Linked DNA regions of Homo sapiens: region 2 is linked to region 1. A link is a loop called in an ENCODE intact Hi-C map of the cell type or tissue named here. Cell type or tissue: endothelial cell of umbilical vein. All regions are shown on one strand. Each heading gives the region's core, and the rest is flanking DNA. Links, peaks and the distances in the headings are about the cores only. Region 1 overlaps ATP11B-DT (ATP11B divergent transcript). Region 2 overlaps SOX2-OT (SOX2 overlapping transcript).

Evidence for each region. Peaks named below come from ENCODE experiments on the same cell type or tissue, not always from the same donor. Only the 100,000 strongest peaks of a DNase experiment are listed, where the experiment ranks them.
Region 2: a loop joins it to region 1, with 3 times the contacts of the local background. A loop is called at or near these places in 1 of 110 quality-filtered maps.

The regions. Positions count from the first base shown.
Region 1 is chr3:182,787,847-182,790,771 of GRCh38, forward strand. It overlaps ATP11B-DT (ATP11B divergent transcript), which reads right to left. Exons shown (of 3, transcript NR_187316.1): 2 at 304-580. Among named protein-coding and RNA genes, the nearest start is that of ATP11B-DT, 4.1 kb to the right of the region's middle. In endothelial cell of umbilical vein, for the core only: no CTCF peak of the experiment used is centred there; a DNase peak (open chromatin) is centred at 1,735.
Region 2 is chr3:181,621,023-181,623,947 of GRCh38, forward strand. All of the region lies in intron 5 of SOX2-OT (SOX2 overlapping transcript), which reads left to right. Among named protein-coding and RNA genes, the nearest start is that of SOX2, 89 kb to the right of the region's middle. In endothelial cell of umbilical vein, for the core only: no CTCF peak of the experiment used is centred there; a DNase peak (open chromatin) is centred at 1,529; H3K27ac peaks cover 1,868 bases.

The DNA.
Region 1 (2,925 bases), core at 307-2,806:
GCAGACTGTCTCAACGATAACAGTTTTAACAATTTTAGTTCTGCTGCAGCTGATCTGAGGCCACCAATATTTCTGTCAGTAATTCAATCAGAAGCCACTTGGCTATTTAACTTCCTTCCCTCCTTAACCCAAAAACGTATACAACAAAGTTCATTCATTTTTTCCCCATTCTGTCTTTCATAAGAGAGGTGACAGAATCCCACGTCCAGTTCATCCAAAGATAGTATCAAGTTATTGAAAGGCAACTTAAAATAAGGAAGAAGGAAGGTACAGAACATATTTATGTTTTGTGTACTTTCTCACCTTTCAAAAAAGTGATCATTTTTGTGAGTTCTAATTCTCACATTGGCTTTGAGTATCAGTTCTGTGTAAGCATAAGTAGCCAAAAAATAAAGATGAATTCATGTAATTGCCCACAATAGATATATTTGAGGAATTTTCAAGAAAAGATGCAAATATGCAATGAGATGTTGTTTCTGATGAAATTCTTCACAAGGTGATAAAATATATAATCCTATTCAGTAGAGAAAAGTTTGCTTGAAGTCTGTTCTTTCTTTGCCTAAAGTCTGGTCTGGAAATCCTGAAATGATAATCAGAAGGAAAATGCTTTTTAAATGGAATAATTTGTAACCTAGTACTAGATTGATGATTTTGAGGAAGTGAAAAGTTGTCCTTTTTTTTTTTTTTTTTGAGACGGAGTCTCACTTTGTCACCCAGTCTAGAATGCAGCTGTGTGATCTTGGCTCACTGCAAGCTCTGCCTCCCGGGTTCACACCATTCTCCTGCCTCAGCCTCCTGAGTAGCTGGGACTACAGGTGCCTGCCACCAGGCCCGGCTAATTTTTTTTATATTTTTAGTAAAGACGGGGTTTCACCATGTTAGCCAGGATGGTCTCGATCTCCTGACCTCGTGATCCACCTGCCTCAGCCTCCCAAAGTGCTGGGATTACAGGCGTGAGCCACTGCACCCAGCCAAAAGTTGTCCTTTTAAAAAATGAGATAGAGCAGATTCTGATGCCCATCTGATAGCTCCATCACTATAGAAATATTTAGGGCAACAGATTGGCGAGGCTGTGTCCTTCAAGCAGACTGACCCTTGAAGAGTTCTGAAAGGCACACAACAGGAAGTGCCCTGGATCTAAATGATGGTGACCACCGGTCTCACTGCATAGTTTGGGATCTACTAAAGTTATTCAGTGTGCTTGGCTCTATATCACTTTGATGTTTTTCTCCATATACTCGGTCGTTGGCTTTCTTAGTTCATTTTACATTTACTGAGTACTCCTTAGACGCTGTGGGTACCAGAATGAATGAGCCACAAATGTCGACCTTAACAAGATCATAGTCTGTGCTTCCTATTGATGGTCCAAGATGTTCTCATCAAGAAAAACAGCCCTCTTTGTTTTGTCTGTGTTATAGCTGAGAATACTGTACTGAACTAGGAGATGTTTTTCTCTTGGGAATGATCATGTCTCACAGTATAACTAGCACAGAATTACATTAACAAGTTTACTCAACAATAAGAACCATATTTACCATTTATTCAGTGGTTGTTATGAGATGCTGGTAAACTTACTCTCTCGGAGTTTCTGTTACTTCACTTGGTACAGCTTAACTTTCCAGTTTCCCTGCATCACAGCACAGCTTCCTGTAACAGTTTGTTACTTCTGGTTCTTTGCCAGTCCAGCACTTTTCAACTTAATGTTTCACTCTTGCAATAACTTCCTATCTGACCTTTCTTCTCTCTCCAACCTATCACATATAGTGTCAATGGACTAGTACTCTGATTTCATCCTGCCATTAACCTGATCAGAAAATTCCAGAGATTGCCCATTTCCTGTAAACTCTTATGACTAGACAGAAACTCACCCCACACTATGCCTCCCCTTACTTACCCAATCTCACCTCTTATTACACCAAGTTAGTTGTACCTCAAACATCTTGAGCTTTCTTGACTCTGTATTTGCTCCTGCATTTCTTCCTGTTGGAAAGTCTTTCCCTCCTACCTTCATCCTCCCACTTCAAGTTCAGCTTAAATTCAGCTCCTTTCTTCTGAAGCCTTCCCCAACTGCTATTGCTCACATCAATTTTCTGAAATGAGTGTCTACTGTCAGTATAGTTCTTCAGGACTTAATCCCATACTGACTTGGATTGTTATTTAACTGATTCCCCTCTGCAACTTCTTTTTCTAACTAGATTTTAAACTACCCAGGGAAAAGAGGCTCACCTTAAAAGTTGCCTTTGCGTCTCCTCCTAGTTTTAGGCAGTTGTTATGCATACATTTGATGCTCAACACATGTAAGAAATAAGTGTGGATTGAATGAATTACCACTGGCTCCAAGCATTTTTTTCCCTTTCCTTTATAGCTGGTGCCTGCCTTCTTAAGTCCTTAAGTTCTGTATTTAGCCATCTCAATGTTTTTCAAACCTTTCTAACCATAACCAATAGGAGGAAATTGCTTTTATATTGTGACCTGATGTACATGTGTATGAAAAATTCACAAAACAATACGTGTAAGTACTTACTCTGTGTCATGTATTCTGCTGTTTTCTATTCTATTTTTTAAAATACAGATCATGACACACTAAACTGATTTCACCACCAGGTGGTTATACTTACAGTATTGTTGGGGCTCAGAAATCAACATCCCAAGTATAGTGTTTTGACATGCTGAACTGAAGAAGCCGCAAAATCTCTCTGGCCTCCCCTCTTTGCTCCACCATCTCTCCCAAAGCACAAGATGAAGTTGAAGTTCCTTTATCTGCCCAAGATCTAGACCCATCAAAAGGAATAATTGTTTTTCCTTCCCTTCCTGTAAGACCAAGAATGTAATCACACCTAATAGACCCTTTGACAAAATAACATACAAGTTAATTAATCTCTGTTCCCTGATCCATTCATCTTCCCTAGTAACTTCCTCAACAGA
Region 2 (2,925 bases), core at 320-2,819, 1.2 Mb before region 1:
CTGTTGCCCAGGCTGGAGTGCAGTGGCGGGATCTTGGCTCACTGCAACCTCCGCCTCCCGGGTTCAAGCAATTCTCCTGCCTCAGCCTTCTGAGTAGCTGGGATTACAGGTGCCCGCCAGCACGCCTGGCTAATTTTTTTTTTTTTTTGTATTTTTAGTAGAGACAGGATTTCACCATCTTGGCCAGGCTGGTCTTGGACTCCTGACCTCGTGACCCACCTACCTCGGCCTCCCAAAATGCTGGGATTACAGGTGTGATTCATGTTTTTATCCCAAATGCTTGGCACAGTGACTTTTCCAGTTGGAACTCAATAACGAAGGAAGCTCTGGCCTGAGGAAAGCAAGTTGCAATAATAAAGATGTCCTGACACAGATGAATGGGAAGATGTTGGATTCATTTTGAGCCAAACTGGTATGAGGAGGTCAGCTAAAAGCATGAAGAGGAGATAACCTAGTCCCATCAATTGAATTCTCCTAGGAGCCAGGGTCAGATTTGAGAAACTTCTGGAGGATCCAGTTAGCTTTAGAAGCTGTAGATCTGGTTTTACTTAGCAGTTCTGGTCCATTTTAATTTGTTACATTTGCGTTTCACTGAAATTGGTATAAAAAGTAAATAAAACGTTCAAAAAATATTTATTGAGTACCTACTATGTACCAGAAATGTGGCTAGGCATTGTGGATATTGCTGTATAAATCCCAATTCCTGCCCTCTTGAAGCTAACATTCTACTTAAAGAAACTGATATGAAACCATTAATTATATAATTCAGTATTTAATTGGAGTCATATTAAATGCTACAAAGGAAAAATGCAAAGTACTGAAAAAACACACAACAGAAGGATGTGATCTAATATAGAATATCAGGCAAACCTTCTCAGAAATAAAAATTATATATATATATATATATGTATAGAGAGAGAGAGAGAGAGAGAAAGGAATATAAAGATAAATGAGGCATATCTTTAGAGAGAGAGAGAGAGGAATATAAAGATAAATGAGACATATCTTTAGAGAGAGAGAGAGAGAGAGAGCAAGAGAGCTGATACCTAAAAGATGAGTGGGAGTTAGCTAAGCGGAGAATTTATAAATGGAGTGGACATTTCTAATAAACACCTTTAACATTCAATACGCTAGAGCTAATTCTCAGATCAATCTTCTTGCTAACAATTGTCTTGGTTCCTTTTCTTGAGGTTGTTCACATAAGAAACATTTTGAGGTCTTTGTGACAAGCTGCTTATTCTGGGCTCTAAATTCAAATAAAACATTGGCATAGAGAAATAAATCATTTCCATAGATGTCAACATCTTTGTGAGACACACAAGTGTATTATAATCTCACCCGTTACTGTTTCACCTAGGTCGTTAGCATGAATACCCATTTGAGATACCCCATCATTACACTCTAGGCCAGAAGCTTTCAAATTCTGAAATGTCCACAGACAAGACTTTCTATTTCACTCTGTCCAGAAACCTTGAGTAAAAGAAAAGGAGGTAGGAAAAGGAAATGAGTCAGGGAACTGAAAACACCAGAGAGAGCCCGGTCTGTGTAAGGGATATTTTCACCATCCCCACCCTGTTAACTCAGTACTTCGTACGTTCACAAAAAGACATTCCCAAGTTCGTCATGCTATTTTATGCAGCACCTTCCCTTGGCCCGCTTCTTCAGCTAATTAAATTCTCATTCCTAAAAACTCAGTTCTGGCATGTTATCCTCTTACCCCACTGTCCCAGTCTAATTTAGATACACCTCCTTTGTGATCTCATAGCTTGCTACGCTTTTATATCTTATGGCTGTATAATAATAATTGATTTACTTATCTAACTTATCTTCTTCTTGAGAGAAGTAGTTCCTTGAGGGCAAGGCTCATGTTTTAATCATTTTTGTACCCCTCATTTCTAGCAGAGTACTTAAAAAGAATCCTTTCAATGACTTCATATTCATGCATGATAGTTACTTTTCCTTCCTTAGCCCCTAGAGAGACATGGAAACTTAGATTTTGTTTATCCAGTAAACAAGGCTGGTTTTGTATGTAGGAAACTTTTGACCCATCCCAGTCTGAAATTCTTCTCCATTTACAGATAAGCCTATTTTAGTTACCTTGACTAAGGTATTGCTCTAGAGACTTCCTTTGAAAAACCTCTTAATAAAAAAACAGACCAGTCTACATGATCCCACTGACCAATACATTTGTCAGGAACAAAATTGAGCTGGGCATGGTGATGCGTGCCTATAGTTCCAGCTACTAAGGAGACTGAGGCAGGAGGACTCCTTTAGTCTATCTCTAAAAAAAAAAAAAAAAAAAAAAAATTAAGTTAAAACAAAAAACAATATGGGTTTTGATGTTCTATTTGGTATAGGACACAACCATATGTTTAAGTGTGATCTTTTAGTCAGTGTATTTAGAATAATTTCCATGTTTCATGTTAGAAATGGCATAATTTGCAGACTAGAAGAAAGAAAGGAATAAACTATGTCTAGCAGAATACTTGTCAACTAGTAAGATGAGAAAAGGAAAGGATACATTAATGAAGGAATAATTGAATGCATGGATAAACACAGTACAACCCAAAAGAATCATCAAGCCATAAGCTAGAATAAGGACTTATCATTGACAAAAACGACAAAGCCATCAAACAAAAAATAAAAGCTATTGGAAGATCACATTTTCCAGTCAAACAGGACCCAGATATTATTCAAATACCTAAAAAGAAAAGAATGTGTTTTTTTAAAATACTAGTGTATAGAGACAAAAGTTTGAGACATGAGGAAGAAGTATTATAAATTCCAGAAAAATCCTCTTCCCACCCAATCTTTCCTCTCACACCCACCGCTACACACACACACACCATTGTGCTATATACACACAAGTCATAGTTGTCTACTTGCTTTTCCTGAAATAACCATGATTAGAAAAAGAGGAAGTTA